Regions from separate parts of the Homo sapiens genome. Here region 1 is linked to region 2. The links are chromatin loops, found by intact Hi-C in ENCODE. Cell type or tissue: Caco-2. All regions are shown on one strand. Links, peaks and the distances in the headings refer to the core of each region. The heading gives the core; the rest is flanking DNA.

The links. Hi-C counts contacts between places; a loop is a spot of excess contacts. Peaks named below come from ENCODE experiments on the same cell type or tissue, not always from the same donor. Only the 100,000 strongest peaks of a DNase experiment are listed, where the experiment ranks them.
Region 1: it touches region 2 in a loop (13-fold over the local background); 2 of 110 quality-filtered maps call a loop at or near these places.

Annotation. Positions count from the first base shown.
Region 1 is chr2:158,180,275-158,188,408 of GRCh38, forward strand. The region is part of intron 11 of CCDC148 (coiled-coil domain containing 148); the gene reads right to left. All of the region lies in intron 3 of CCDC148-AS1 (CCDC148 antisense RNA 1), which reads left to right. Among named protein-coding and RNA genes, the nearest start is that of CCDC148-AS1, 18 kb to the left of the region's middle. RefSeq lists a silencer at 7,729-7,929. In Caco-2, for the core only: no CTCF peak of the experiment used is centred there; no DNase peak of the experiment used is centred there.
Region 2 is chr2:158,092,529-158,100,662 of GRCh38, forward strand. It overlaps a transcript of UPP2 not described here. Among named protein-coding and RNA genes, the nearest start is that of UPP2, 5.3 kb to the right of the region's middle. In Caco-2, for the core only: no CTCF peak of the experiment used is centred there; DNase peaks (open chromatin) are centred at 2,342 and 3,603.

The sequences.
Region 1 (8,134 bases), core at 2,105-4,604, 88 kb after region 2:
GTGCTTTATATGTTTTAGGTCATTTAGACCTCACAACAATCACATGCTGGGTTGCCATTTTTTAATTCCATTTTATGGATATAAAGAAATAGAAGCATAGACATGTGATCTTAAGAGACGTACAAATAAGAGCCACTGAGAATTTGGAGAAAGGTGAGATGACCAATCACTGCACTGTGGGAGGGGCTGGCTAAACTTAGCAAGAGCTTCACGGAGGAGGCAGTATCTGAGCAGGGTCTTGAGGATTAGGATTCCAGGCAGAGACAGCAAGTGCAGGGCTGGCATCTGAGAGTGGCCCTCACTTGCCTTGACCTAGTCATGGAGGCCACGAGAGGGGAAGAGCTCAGGGTGGCAAGAACAGAACAAGTGAATGATGAGTGACAGAGAAGCCCAGGCAAGTACTGGTGGCTGAGGCTGCAGCCACAGGGTTCCCTTAGGAAGACATGCTCCTGGGGAGGAATACCCCAGAAACAGGTTGCTCATGAGTCTGTCATGAAAGGAGAGACACAGGAGAGGAAAGGAGGGAAGCACACAGTGGATCCTTGTGGAATACAAAACCCAGAATGAGATTTAGAAGGAAAATCCTAACCTCCTTTGATGGCCATGAGTGTTCTTGCCAAAATCAGGAGTCAATATAGTCAAGACACATAGATTAAAGAGCCCACAAACCAGAATGCTCCCTTTCTCTCACGCCTCCATGTCATGGAAAGCTCTATTTCTCATTCTCTCCACTTTCACTAAGGCATGACATGACACAACCTCCCTAATGAGGTTCTACTCAATTTAAGCACTGAGTACAAGCTAAGTGAACTACTGTGAAGGTTCAATTAAAAAATACCCTGGGATTTGACAATTACCATATGCTAATTCTCAGAACCTTTGGAAAGTTTCTCTTCCTTTGGGATATATAGGTTGCTTTGTCTGCAACAAAGTTTTTGTCTGTTTTGTGGAAAAGTAATAGTTGTTACAGTCAGGGGAGCTTGACTAGTGAGGAAGAAATTGCAAATGAGAGAAAGGCATTTGTACTTGTGTGGTAGAGAAGGCTGACTCATCATTTACTTTGAGGCTTATTCATTTATTTAACAGGTATTTGTTGAGCACCTGCCATGCATCAAGGGCTGTGTTAGGCACTGGTGATACAACGTCAACATGGGAGACATGCTCCTGTCCTCGAAGAACTGACAATCCAATGTAGATACAAAGACCCAGGCAATTATGATACAGGGCAGCTTGTGCTCTGATGGGACAATGGGGCAGAGACCATGGGAAAGACAGCTTTCCCAGACTTGGGGCTTTTAGGGCAGTATCTATAATAGGAGGAAGTACTCTGAATTTAAGATCCAAAGAAGGAGCAGGAATGCACCAGGAGGGGAGAGAATAGAAAGAATGATTCAGACAAAAAAGTAGCATTTGAAGGCCCAGAGGTGAGAGTGAGCAGGTATGTCTTAAAAGACATTCAGAATAACCAAAAATGAGCAAAATAAGGTGCAGAGGGCCAAGAACTGAAGCTAGAGAAGCAAGAGGGGCTGGACTGTGGGGGTTTTGAAAGCATGAGAGGTTTTGATCAGGGAGAAGTATCTGCTGTGATATGCAGGATGGGTTGTTGGGAGGCAAGACTAGAGATGAGCAATCCAGATGGGAATGGAAGGCCTCCTGATCTAGGATGGGGGAAGAGTACTCATAGGAGGTTGGGAAAAGATAGGGATTTAAAGGACATGTAGAAAATAAAAATCAACAGAAAGTTTTCATTTATTTTATGGGAGAGGGAAAGAGATAGAGGAAATTTTCTCTTACACAGTGAACAGGGGTGTTCCTCCCTAAGACTGGGAACTCACATGAGAAACAGGGAGGTGAAAGAATTAAGTTCAGTTTGAACACAGACCTGTCTTCACAAGATCTGGGCTGGAGAAATACATGGGGAGTCTTTACCAGTAGAACGGAATTGAAGCCACAAGGCAGATGCCACCATCTAGAAAAAGAGTGTAGAGTAAGAAGAGAGGTAGGCCTGGGATTGATTCCTAAGGAAACAACACTTAGGAAAGGGAAAGAAGGAGAGGAAACCATTTAGGGAAGTGAGGAGGATAAGTGGTCCTAAGATGTTAGGGAAAATGGGGTCAACAACATCAAATGCTACAGAAAGATCAATTCTAGTGCAAAATAATGATTGGGTTAAACAACAGGGAGTCATTGGTGACCTTGGTGAGAACATCCCACAGAGGTGGATGAGGTGAGGTAAGGCAGTAAGAGAGGGCATGGAGACAAACAAGTCCTGCAGCAAAACTGATGCAAATGGAGAGGCGAGAGACAAGGCGGAGCTGGAGGGTGCACAGAGCCGACCACAGTTGCATTGGCTCCAAAGTGATGATCAAGGTTACTCTGACTGCCTGAAGGATTGGCCATGAAAAAATTTCAGGACTTAGGAGACACACTCAAATTCTTCATTTTTACAGATGCTATGGTTTAAACTCAATAATACTTCACTTAAAAAAGGAGAAACTCTTGGTGCTTCTTCTACTCTGGATAGAAAATTTTCTTTGCCTAAAGAGAAGTGATGCAGAAAAACTCCTGGGAGGAAGCCAAATACTCACATATTCATGGGGAAAGAAAATAGCAACACAGTAAAGTCAATCATTTGGAAATTTTTCCACATAAATACTTTTAGCCACTTGAGGTAGCAGATTTTCTCCAAATTAAACTGTTGCTATGAAAGTCAATGTCAGGAAGTGGCTAAACTCAATAGTTTTTAAGTTGTGCACTGAATTCCCAAACAGAAACCGTCTTGGGTTCATTTCTCAGTCTATTATATGCTCCCTGAGTCTACAAAGGTTGAAAGTGCTGCAAAAGAGGCATTTTCGACTTCTCTTGGGGGAGGAGAAGCATCATATTGTTCAAAAGCAACAGCTGCTGCAGAATCCGGCACAGCACTAACAATAATCTGGAAAGGATTTTATTTAAGCCTCCAGGCCTGAGTGTAGTTGAAGGGACAGTATGCTTTCATGTAGAAATGGAGAATTTATGTATCATTTATGAGACATTTTAATGTGTGCACAGCACTCTAAGAAATGAGTATACAAATGCAAATGTTTGGAAACACCTTGATCCGTAGTAACAGCTTCCCTGGGCTTCACTGAAACTTCAGTGAGAACCGGGCAAAATGATAAGTACCAAATCTTGATCTCCCTTTTATCTGGAGTCACAGCTAACTTTCCTCTCAAAAGAAGCTACAGCCACCAAGGGGGAAAAAGACTTCTGACAAATGGTCAATAGTGGCAAGTTCTACAATTTAAAACAAACAAAGAAACAAACAAAAAACTTAAGCAATAAAATGGAGCATAAAGACGTATCTTCATTAGGGTCTCTAACTAGTATGGAACTCCCCCTACCACCTAACATTTCAGGCAAGTAATTTGCCCTACTGAATTAAAGGCAGTTTATAATCAAACTTGCTACTTAGTGTTTAAGTCATGTGGCTTAGTCAATATGCAACAAGAAATCTTTAAACAGGCATGTGCTGGAGGTGCTACTATCAGGTGTTTCAGTGGCAGCATCACGGGGAACCTGTTTCTGCCTGTTGGGAAATTCATTTTTGGCTCAGATTTTACTCAGGAGGTTGTTCTTCCTACTAAGCAGAGGGGACCCCTTCATTAACTACAGGTCACCCCAACAGGGAAGAATGTGCAGATCAAAGCAGGCAGGCCAGGTGCCAACACGTTTCAAGTGGAGGGGAGAAGTCTGCCCAAAGAAAAGAATGGAAATTGCACAGGAAGACATTCACATTGAAAGGCATCACTCCTCTAACCACACGGGCTGGGAGTCTCCACTCAGTGGGGATTCTGGCTAAGGGCATAAGCAAAGACCAATTTCTGCAAACAGGAATGTGAATCCTGACACAAGACACTGACATCCTGGTACAGATTGGCATGAGGCAAGAACAAAGAAAACTCACAGGGTCTCTGCAGAATCAGAAAAGATGAACCCTTGCCAGCCCCAAACAGAGACCATTGTTCAGCTCAGAGAGCTTCCTGGTTCCTTTGTGAAGCTATTGGAACCCCATCTTTTAATTGATTAATTAGTTAAATTAGTCAACATAGAGTTACTTAAGCACCTACTATGTGTCAAGCACTGTTCTAGGTGCTCAGGTTATAATAGTGGGGGGAAATAAAACAGAGGAAAGAAGTCCCTACTCTGTTGAGTTTACATAATTTGTGGTCTGTTATGTATAAGCATGCCTAAATGAACACTGTAGTAAAATCACAAAATTGTTCTTAATAGTTTTTGAATTTATTCATAAACTTCCAAATTACAGAGCCCCTTTTCAGATTGCTACAGAATCATGGTTCTCAATCACTGAAACTTGTAAAATGACTTGCAATGCCAAGGCCTCGCTCCAGAATAATTACATCAGAATCTAGTAGTCAGGCCCAAGTACTGTATTTTGTTGAAAGTTCCACTAGATGATTCTAATGAGCAGCCTGGGATGAGAACCAATGCTACATAGCTTAGTCATTCTCAAATGAGCGTACATCAAAATCACCTGTGTGACTGGTTAAACCTCAGACTTCTGGGCCAGCTCCAAAGTTTCTGATTCAGTAGTTGTCAAGCGGAGCCCCCAAATCTGCATTTCTGACAAGTTTCCAGGTGATGCTGATTGTGCTGGTCTGGGGACCACACTTTGAGAACTACAGCATAGATAAATATACAGATTAAAAGGACTTTACCTGACTATTGTTATCAAGACAAAACCAGTTACAAGTTACTACCTAGACAGGGCTTATTTCTGTTTGCCTGTGCTAAACATTGCAGTTATATGCCTCAGGACTGTTCCAAACTAGAAATTCTTGCTTGGTATTATTGACATTCCAGAGCAGGACCTTTCAACCCCATTCTTTCCCAGCCCCTATGGCCCTGACACACATGGATGACAGGTTCTCTCAGAGACCAGAGCCTTCTCAGGCTTGGATAAGTGCTGGTGATGGGCAGTTGCAATAATGGCTATTACTGAACCTCTTTCTTTCCCTCTGATGGACAAAACACTGGTGTATCCTGATGACAGCTGAAAACCTCAGGCTACTGGCCGATATTTAAAGGGTCTATTCAGTAAAATCAAAGGAAGAGGAAATAACTCGAAGGCGTCTCAGCCTTTAAATAGAGATATGAACCACCTTCTTTGAGAATTATTTCGGCAGCTCCAAGGGTTGGATATCTTATCACAATGGAAGCAAAAATCCATAAATAAGAGCACATTTTCCTGTTGATTTTAATCAGTTCTAAGCCTGCTGTTTGAGTTCAGGTGAGCTGGAAGTGAGAGATACAAACAAGGACTTCAATCTGGGAGTCCCATGTTGAAAGGAGGACAAGCTGTGAAGAGAGAGACACTGGAAGAGTGTTGCAAATATCATATTAGCTCATTCCCCAAACTAATCCAAAAAACTATTTCTGCCACAACTTATTTATTCTTCTTTTTCTGAACCATTCCTCTTTCTACCTGACCTTCTGTAATCCTTTTATATCTTTACATATCTTCAACATTTTCCTCAACTACTCCTTTCCAATAACATTCCAAATGGGGCTCATTGTTTATAGAGAATTTAAAAATAATAAACGGACAAAAACCTTTTTAAAAAATCACCATGCCCCAATAGTTTAAATAATGTTAGTGATAAAATACTTCCTCCACTGGAACACTCAGCCACACCTGACCCCATTCTCAGTCGCTGCTTTCAATGATTTGCCTTAATTGAAAACCAGTGCTTCCCAGGTGCCACTACTTTTATTGCAACCTCTTAAAATAGAGGGTACCTGCAGAGAGGAGGCTGAGTTTTTCTGGCTCCTCAGTGACAATTCCAGAAAGTTGTACACATTGACTTTGGGATGATACCATCCTGTCTGTTCTATGGTTCTTGGAATTAACTACTGACTGGCTGGGTCAGTGTCCAATATTTACTCAACTCTGCCCACACAGTCTCTTGATTTCCAGCACCATTAACTCCATCCCTACTTCAGCAAACTTTTCCTTAGACTGAACTTAGAATTGTCATCACCTAGAACTGTTCCCCTGCCAACACCTTGAACTGAGGATTCCCGTTATATGCCTCCAGGTCTGGGGTCATGGCATAGACTTAGAAAGGCTGTATGCTGCACAAGTCTAGGAAGCGTCATTCACATGGATTGCCTGTCACCCTTCTGACACTGTCACCCATTTAACCTTACTCAATCTGTGACTTGAGCTTAGCAAGATTTCCATTGTTCAACAATATTTATTAGCTTAAATTAATAACCAACCACCTTCCACGGTTCTTTTTCCTCTACATATAAATTTATTCAAATCGGGTAGAGGGATGTATCTCTCAACTCTGCCTCCCTTTTCAGATACCGTCTTTTTTTCTTTCATTCCTTTTACTGCAAAATTTCTTAACTGAGGAAGCCATACATTCTGTCTCCAGCTCTTCACTTCTCATTTATTAACTTAAATACCATTGAACAATGGAAATCTTGCTAGGTCCCAGGTTAGGCCTTCCCTCCTGAAATTTTTTTTCTAGTTTTGCCTTTTCTCCCAGGCTACAAGAACCAGTCAGGCTTTATCTCATTCTCTCCCCAGCTTTGGAGCCCTGGGTCTATCTCTTCAAAGGCATTGTCAACAGCATCCTTTAATTATCTTGCCTTTTCTTTCTCATCTACCCTGCCAATATCCAACTCTAATTCTTTGTTGAAATTATTATGTACTAATGAAGTTGATCCTTAACTGGACATTCAACACTGCTCCAGAATTATTTATTCTCTCCCCAGCTGCTTGATGTTCTCCTTGAATTTCTACATCATGGCTAACTCTCCCTCTTAGTGGAGAACCTCACCTGCTCCACTGAAAAGAGCATTCATTTCCTCAATATGCTTTGCCGCTTCCAACCTTGTCAAAACTCATCTTCATCCATCCTTTGCTCCTTAAATCTGGGCTCCTAATCCTATAAATCTAGTTGCTGCTAGGATCTTGCTCCAGAAGTGAACTTCTTTCTTTCTTAATTCTTCAGTCTCTCTCTCTCTCTAACCAACCACCTTCCATGGTTCTCTTTCCTCTACGTACAAACTTATTCAAATGGGGTGGAGGGATGTATCTCTCAACTCTGGCTCCCTTTTCAGACACCATCTTTTTTTCTTTCATTCTTTTTACTGGAAAATTTCTTAACTGAGGAAGCCATACTTTCTGTCTCCAGCTCTTCACTTCTCATTTAGTCCAAACCATCCTGCAGTCTGGCCTCTGTCCACTCCACTCTATGGAAACTACTTTCCCCAATAACACCAGTGACTCAAAATTGCAAACTCAGAGCCGTCTTTCAGAGCTCCTTCAATGTGACCTGTCTGCAATGCCTGGTACTGATGATACCTTCTTCTTGGAATGTGCTTCCTATCTCTTGCACTGCTTTCTCTTCATTCCTTTTACCAGCTTCTCCTCGTCTGTCTACCCAAAGTTCCAACATGAATCCTCTTCTTTTCTCAATTTAAAAACTACTTCTGAGAAATCTGACTTCAACTACAATCAGTGCACAAATATCTGCAGCCTCCACCTCCCTCAAAGTCCCAGATCCTTTGAGCTTTTATTTGTTCTTTATGTAAGTTCAGGATTACCCTCAAACAAATCTCTCAAGTGTAACTATATTACATTGCTGGTTAAATAAAGAACTGCTGCTTTAAGGGCATCTGAGTTGGGTATAAGTTTGACATCTTCTTGTGCAAAGTTAGGAACCAACCTGATGACATATCTAAATAGAAAGCCAGACGGCCTCCTTACATGCTGTTAGAGATGAGCCACTATGGTACCCTGGGTACCATGGACAGAGCTAAGATCATGTCTGCTCAATTATTTGGGGTCCACTCCAATCCAAAAGCAGACAATCAAGCTCCCAATGTTTAATGTCTTATAAGATGGCTGCAACAATTTTAGCCTGCAATATTTATAGAGGAGTTGGTCATTTCAGCTACTTAAAAACCTAAGGAAAGCACTCATAAAATATGAAACTTTGAGCAATAGAACTTCCTGGGGCCAAGAAAATCATGTATATGCTTAAGTAACTGATTGAGGTGACTTCACATTTGGGATTATTAGCTATAAACCACTTTATATAATCTAAAAATAATGACT
Region 2 (8,134 bases), core at 2,321-4,820:
AGTTTTCAGCTCAAAGCCCATGCTGAAGAACTATTATATAATGTACTTTAGAAAGAAAGAAACCCAGAAGGAAGGAGATCTGAGAAGCAATTGTGATCAAAGACATTGGCAGACATGGATAATGTAAATTATTATTAACTATCAACAAAGTGGTAACCATAAGACTAAAAGGGAGGAAGGGATGAAAACAAGATAGATTAAGTTACTTTATACCAAAATGTGAAGTAGTAATTAGAGTTAAATTGTTCCAAGTTGCTTGTGTTATGCAGAAGAGTATAGGTATTAATTAGCTTTGAATTGTATTAAGTATGCTTGTTGAAATGTAAGGGTAACTATTGAAAGAATAGAAATAAAATATATAACTTCCAAAATAACAGAGGGAAATGGGGTCTGCAAAGAATCATGTAATCATTTTTTTTTCTCACTTTGCCACCCAGGCTGGAGTGCAGTGGCATGATCTCGGCTCACTGCAACCTCCGCCTCCCGGGTTCAAGTGATTCTCGTGCCTCAGCCTCCCCAGAAGTAGGGACTACAGGTGCACGCCATCATGACTGGCTAATTCTTGTATTTTTAGTAGAAATGGGGTTTCACCACATTGGCTAGGCTGGTCTCAAACTCCTGACGTCAAGTAATCTGTCCACCTCAGCCTCCCAAAGTGCTGGGATTACAGGCGTGAGCCATTGCGCCCAGCACAGAGAACTTAATCATTCTATAGAATGTAGGAAGGCGGTAAAAAGAAACATACACACACACACACACACACACACACACACACACAATTAGAAAAAAAATAAGAAGAAAGGAGTAAAAATATATCAGGAATCACAGTATTTGTAAATGTATTAAACATAGATAAAAGACAACTTTTTGAAAATCCATTGATGTATTGTTTACCTGATACACTCCTAAAACATAATGACATGGAAAGTTTGGAAGTAAAGGACAATATATATAACCAACAAAGGATCAGTATTCATCATATATAAAAATCTCCTACAAATTAGTAAGACAAAAATAAAATACCCAAAAGAAAATACGGGCAAAGAATGGAGAAGAAAGCTGAAAGACTGCCAAACATATATAAAGGCGTTTAATCTCACTAGTAATCAGGGAAATGAAATAAAGCAAAGAGATACCATTTTACAGTCATCACATTAACAAAAGAATTATAAGGCTAACAACATCAGATTTATTGGCAACAATATGGGGAAATGGGGTTTATTATACACTGTTGACAAAAGTGTAACTTGGTAAAACTATTAGGTAGGGCAATGTAATACTATCTAGTAAAACTGAATACATGCAAACATATTATTACCACACATTAGAGAAACTCTTATGTGCATACACAAGAAGATACCCATAAGGATGTTTACAGGAAAAAATTGGAAGCAACATAAAAAAGCCAGTTTTAAAAATATATATATAGTATATGTTACATTTATATATATATGCCATATATTATATATACATATGATTCTTATATATACATATCTACCATATATATACATATACCATATACATACACACACGCACACACCTTAAACCTGCTCATGTAGTTATTAAGTACATACTTATAAGTACGAGTTTTAACATATACCCCAAAAGCATACCTACCAACTCTTCACCTTTAGGACAGTGATTACCTTCAGGAAGAAAGTGAAGGTAATCTAAAGTAAGGAAGGTGACAGGGCTTTAATGAAATCTTTCCTTTAAAAAAAAATGTGTTAAATATGGCAAAATGTAACAATTGTTAAATTTGGGTAGTAACTACACAGGCATCTAATATATCTGTACCTTTATGTTTAAATGTTTTAAAATTAAAAATTTTAACTATAGTAACTAACATGAAGTAGTCACAAAGACCTAACAATCACCACAGCAACAGTATTTTCTGTTTAGTTACTTTAAATAAAAAACCAAGTAAAGTGTTCAAAAGAATAACATTTTTGAAAAGTCATGACATGCCTAAGGTGAAGCATTTACAGAAATGTCAATGTGACCATGATTATACAACCAAGGTTTTCTACTTCCTTAGAAAAAAAATTAATGGTTAACTCAATATATTGCACTTAGTAATGTTAAGAGAGTTCCATAAAACATACTGTTCTCTTTCACTCAGCTAAACCTAAATTAGAATCAGTCAGCTTTGAAATTTCATGACTTTGGGGGCCTAGAATTCACCACCTCCACAATGTATTAGCATTATTTTCCCATCTGAGCCCTCTTGGGCAGCAGCAGTAATAATCTGTGGTGTGTGTTAGAGGTTAGGACTGAACCTTCCTTGAGTTCCCAGGAAAATCACCCCCTCTCCCTTCAGTGTGGGGTTTGTCAAACTCACAGAGCTTCCTCCAGCTGTGGAGGCTGATTTCCCAATGTACTTCATGATCTGGTTAAGCGCTTTCATCAGGTGCTGAAAGACTAACACGGGCTTTAATCTCCAAGGCTTGAAGTCACCAGAATGGCCAGTCACAGGCAGTGAGGAAGCCAGGCTAGGAGACCAGCAGAAACAGAGCCTCTCAGCCCTCATACCCTTTAACTAATATTTCAGGGACAGCTCAGGGGCAGACAGAAATTGCTCCAGACAGGGTGGTGAGTTGGGCCCTGCTATTTGGGTAAAATCATAGGGAAGTGATGAGCCTGAGATGAGTTAATCGTAAAGTGTGTGTGAGAGACATTTTAAGGGTCAATTTAAAATTTGGCAATGAGATGACTTTAAAATCAGCTTTAGGACTGGGCCATCATTTTGATGGGGCCATCTTGTTCATCAGCATTCAAAGAACACACAGCTGCTATGGTTTAACTGTGCCCTCTTTTCCTATAAATGAGTTAAATCAACAACCTGATGACTAGCAGGGTAAAATGTGGCAGAGAGATGTTCCTTACATCCCAGTCCTACTTCACCTTCAACACCCAGATCAAATTCCCTTCTCTTGTTGAGGCCATTCTCCTTGGACTTTGTCTTCTTTAATGGACTCCACCATGTACCAGAAGCAGAGTAGAAAGAGTTTTCATGGTTTTGTGGCTGCACAGATCTAGATCTGAACTCCAATCTCCATTTACTCACTATAGGATCTCAGGCATTTGATTTAACCTCTCTAGGCTTCCATTTCCTCATCTGAAAATTGGGGAAATAATAATACCTATCTCACAGACGTGTTGTGAGGATGAAATGAGATACGGAGTCGAACTGTTTAGTCCAAAGCCTGGCCTGGAGTAATGCTATTAGCCACTGTTGTTACTGACATTCTTCCTGTTTTTTTTTTCATTATTTTTCCTTATCCTTCAGATTTCTATTCTGAGTTGAATGTGGTTATTTCGAGCTTAGACAAAAGCTTTTACATTTTATTCCCTACTGGTATTGATTTAAAATATGCTTTATTTCCAATGAAATAGCTTTTCTTGAATTTTTGTTAGACACGCGGTGCCTCATATTTTCTCAAACATCATTAAGAACAGAAACATCCTAAAAATTGAAGTCAAGTACATGCAGAAGTCAAGGGTTTTTCAGTCTTAAGGCCCTCTGTTGACCAGGCCACTAGAGGCACTGATGACCTTTGCTGGCTGTTCAGAGTTTTCTGTTGACTCTGAGGCTCTGGTGTTGGCTTAAGGTCAGCCATTAGAAAACAGTGAATTTACGCTTTGGTCACACTGTGGGAGTCAGGCTCGTGATAAGAAAGGCCACCAGAAAAGCCAGGGAAGTTGTAAGTAAAGTTCTTTTCATTTGGATGTTGCCAGAAAAAACAGGCTGAGAACAAAGACCATTATTAAAAAATAATAAAATAGTGGGCCAGGTGTGGTGGCTCACGCCTGTAATCCCAGCACTTTGGGAGGCCAAGGCAGGCGGATTACCTGAGGTCAGGAGTTCGAGACCAGCCTGGCCAACATGGTGAAACCCCGTCTCTACTAAAAATACAAAAATTAGCTGGGCATGGTGGCACAGGCCTGTAATCCCAGCTACTCAGGAGGCTGAGGCAGGAGAATTGCTTGAGCCTGGGAAGCGGAGGTTGCGGTGAACTGAGATTGCACCACTGCACTCCAGCCTAGCTGACAGAGCAAGACTCTGTCTCAAAAATAAATAAATAAATAAATATAATAAACAATAAGTGGCCATCAATAGGAGAATGGATAAATTGCTGTAATGTCATATAACAGATCACTATATGGTAATCTGATGAATTAGACCTATGCCTAACAATAATTTGATATCATTGCATATATAATATTAAATTTTTGAAAACAAAGTTGTAAAGGAAGGTAGAGTGGGATAGTATTAAGGTAAAATTTTTAAGCAGAAGAACCAAAACTATTTTTTTATCATCTATACTTCAACTTATAAAACACTTGAACCAGAAGTATACTTCCCAAATTTAGGGTTATGTTTACTTATCTGGGGAGAAAGGGAAGGAAATGAGATTGGATAAATCTTCAACTGTACATGGATTAATTTTAATGTTTTCAAATTAATATTAAGTCTGGTAGAAAAGAACATGTTAAATTTTTCTGAATACTTTGTAATATATATTAAATATTTTATAGTTTTAAAAACATGATAAAAAATATGAACCAGAAAAAAATAAAATAAAGTAAGTCATTACTCATCTTCGAGCATTAACAAACTTAGCACATAGTAGGTGCTTAATAATCACTTACTGCATGATAAGTATGACACTTCTTATGTGGCGTTTCCATTTACCTGGAGACAGACCCTTTCTGGAATGGCTGACAATAGTCAAGTCCTCCTTACTCAAACCCCTACAAAAGCCTATAAATAAATGTTCACGCAATTTGAAACTTGTTATTTTCTTAACTTTAATCATTGTCCAAAGAGAAATTCCTGGTTTCTCTCTCTATATATATATATATAGAGAGAGTGTGTATATAATTCTGGTAAAAAATAAATTTCGTCAATCAAGAAATTTTCCTCAGGCAAATTTCAACTTTATAAAGATTCCAGATGTCAATGCCTTGTGGGTCCTGGAAAATATGTCATTGTTTTGTATTTCTAAATCTCATACACAATTATTAAAACTTTTACAACATAACCACATCTCCTGAGACTGGAAACAGGAGCTTGCAGTCCTTTGCAAGGATTAGGGGATGCTGCAATCCTCCCCAGGGCCTCAGCATGGGTCAGCCTCCACTACACCAACCCTCGGGGGAAGGTATCTGTGCAAACATTCAGCTGCCACCCCTCTGCCTGGCCCTGCCTAGAACAGCAGTGCATTTTGACAGAATTGTGGAGGGAAACACCCTCCAAAAAAGAGCAAAACAAACACCGTAGGGTTGTAGCATTTGTCCTAGGGATATCATTCTTGCTTATAATTATAATATAGTACTTTGAAACCTAATACTAATCTCTTTTTTTCTTTTCTGTATACATGGCCTTTTTCATAGTGCACACTCCCGTCTATCTGCTGGGGAATGGGAGTTAGAGTAGGAAATTAGAATTCTTTCAATAGCAATTATGAGTCCCTAATAAGGCAATGTGAGGAAAAATAAAGATTTTAGATATGTTTATACTGTCATTAACACAAAAAAACCTAGGTCTGGACTTGAACACGGAGATTGCTAGAAACCAGAGAGAACTCAGGATAGGATATAAGGGAAATTCACATAAGACAGAGAGAAAAAGTACAAAGAGGGTCTCCTCTTTTAATTATGAGAGTAAGAGGGCAGGAGAAATGGTGCAAGAGGCAGGCCAAGGTCTGCGGTGACCACCCACCCTTGGGGGTGAAAATAAAGGAGGAGGGTGCTATCCCTATCCAACTAGGCATAGGCCAGCCTGAGAACACTGCAGCCAGAGGCCTGCATCCTTCGAGGCAGCCTAAGAAAGGTTGTGATTCTCTAGGAGAATTTCCATATTCAGCTTAGGCCTGCATCCAAGATGGTGAGGGGGAGGGCCAGCATAATGCTCCCTTAGGGCCAGATGGGGCCAGCTGCATCTCAGTGAGCGCATTCAAGGACCCATAGACTACACCTAAGTAGCCACAGGTCCCTTATGAGAAAACAGCGGACAATGCCTGAGCTGCATCATCACATAGAGCCAAGGGATAATACAAGGAAATGAGCACATGGATCCAGGAGCCCTTCTCTTGCTCCTTGCTCATCCCCACCATTCCATTTTGTACGTGTCACCTCAGATGGGAGCAGTGGGCACAAGGAAGAAATTGGATGAACGCGTATCTAAAAGAAAATAAATCATCTAAATGAGACTATTTAAACCAAAGACAGAGATGCTGTTAATTGGCAAGTTTAAAAACACTGTCCTCTGCTCTATCTTCCAGGAGGGTGCGTATACTGAGAAAGACTGGATAGCTAATAGAAAATACTGTACATTTTCTTTGCACGTATATGTAATAATGTTAAACTATAACACATCTATACCATAAAAAATTGTACACTCTTAATAGCTCCCCTTTTATACAAAGGTTTTGAGGCACCTATAACCTATGTATTGGAAAATAAACACTCAAGGAAAGATCAAAAGATCTTTAATTAGTTTTAGTTATTTGTCACGAAGGAGAGAATGCTGAATTTACACTTAGTATATGTGTTTTAACATACAGAAGGTTAGTATGAGGAGTGTGGTAACTTGCGTTTTCTTTATTCATGGAATGTCAATATTTTTGTGGAAGAAAAGAAGCAAGAACTGTCTTTTTCATGCCTTTATCTTCAGCACTTCCTAGACTTCCTGGAGCATGGTGTATGCTCAGTTAATATTTATTGAATGAATAAATGAAAATATAAACTGCTTAGCCTCAGAATGGATAGCTTAGGACATTTTTGGAGCTCTCTCAAGCCATTGCTGGTGCTATGGGCTGAATGGAAGAGCCAGGGAATCTGATGTGGCAGGAGGAAAGGGCTCTTGGTTACCCCATCCCCACTCTGAGACCCGCCAAAGAAGGAGGAGATGTGAGGACTTTGCTGTGCGTTGACACCCCTACTCCCATAGGCTGTGAGGCTAGTGTGTGTGTGCATGTGTAAGGGGCAGTGTCTTCTGGGAAGGGGTGCCTGCTGCAGCCTCAGGTGAACCAATACAACCTTTGCTGATACCCCATGGAGAGACATCTAAGAATTGAGACTCTGGTCCCAGGGCTAGTCTAGCAGGCAGGGAAAGAGCACAAAAGCATGGTCTCAGGGAGGCCTAAATGCTATCCAGTTGTACATCAAGACTGTGCTTTCTTTTTCTAATATTAGAGGTTCAGGGACAAAATTAAGCCAGATAGAAAACTGTAATGGAATTGAGAATGTAATAGTGCCAGCATCATAAAGGAAGACGGTAGGAAGTGAAGTGTTTTGTCTCAGGCAAGACACCATGGAGCATGGATTTGGCAGATCTGATGCAAGACCCTCCTGATCACAAGGCTGGACTGAGTCATGGGCTGTGCCTGGCACACAGCCTTTGTTTGCAAATTACCCAGTGGCCAGGTCTGAGTTTGCCTTGTGCACTCCTGTGTGCATAATTTTTAAAAACGAAACCTTTTCCCCTGCTCTTCAGGTGACTGGCCTTTTGCAATACAGTCAATCAAAAAGCATTGCTGAGAAACAACCTACCATAAGAGCAGGATCGAGTCTTGAGAAGATTGAAAGGTGGGGAGAATAATTTAAGACTGCCCAGAAGGCATTAACTAGTATTCTACTTTCATCAACTTTTATAGATTCCACAAGATTATTCTGAACTTCATCCAAATGACAATTACTTGCCTAAATGTCTGACCGAGTTGTTACATGGGGTCCATAAATCTTAGATGGCATTACCTGGCACTGTTAGTGATCAAGATCACTGGTTGACTGAATCTGCACCGGAAACAGACATGTTAATCAACCTAGTTAATTCACTGTGGTAATTAATTACTGAACACTTATCTAATTAGCTAACATTTTTACCTCTCAAAGCCAGAGGTAAATGCCAGATTGAAATTGGTGGTTCTCCTCATTATACCTTAAAAATAAAATTGAGAGATATGGCATGGAATATCAAATAAAGGTGTGCTGGTGCCAGCAGTAGTGAGTGAGTATGTTGAGTCTCAAAATTGCCAGTGGTTCCTGGGAAGGAGCAGCAGGTAGACCAGCCTGAGATGAGTCAGGAGGTAAGAGACAGATGTATACAAGCTATCAACAAGAACTACTG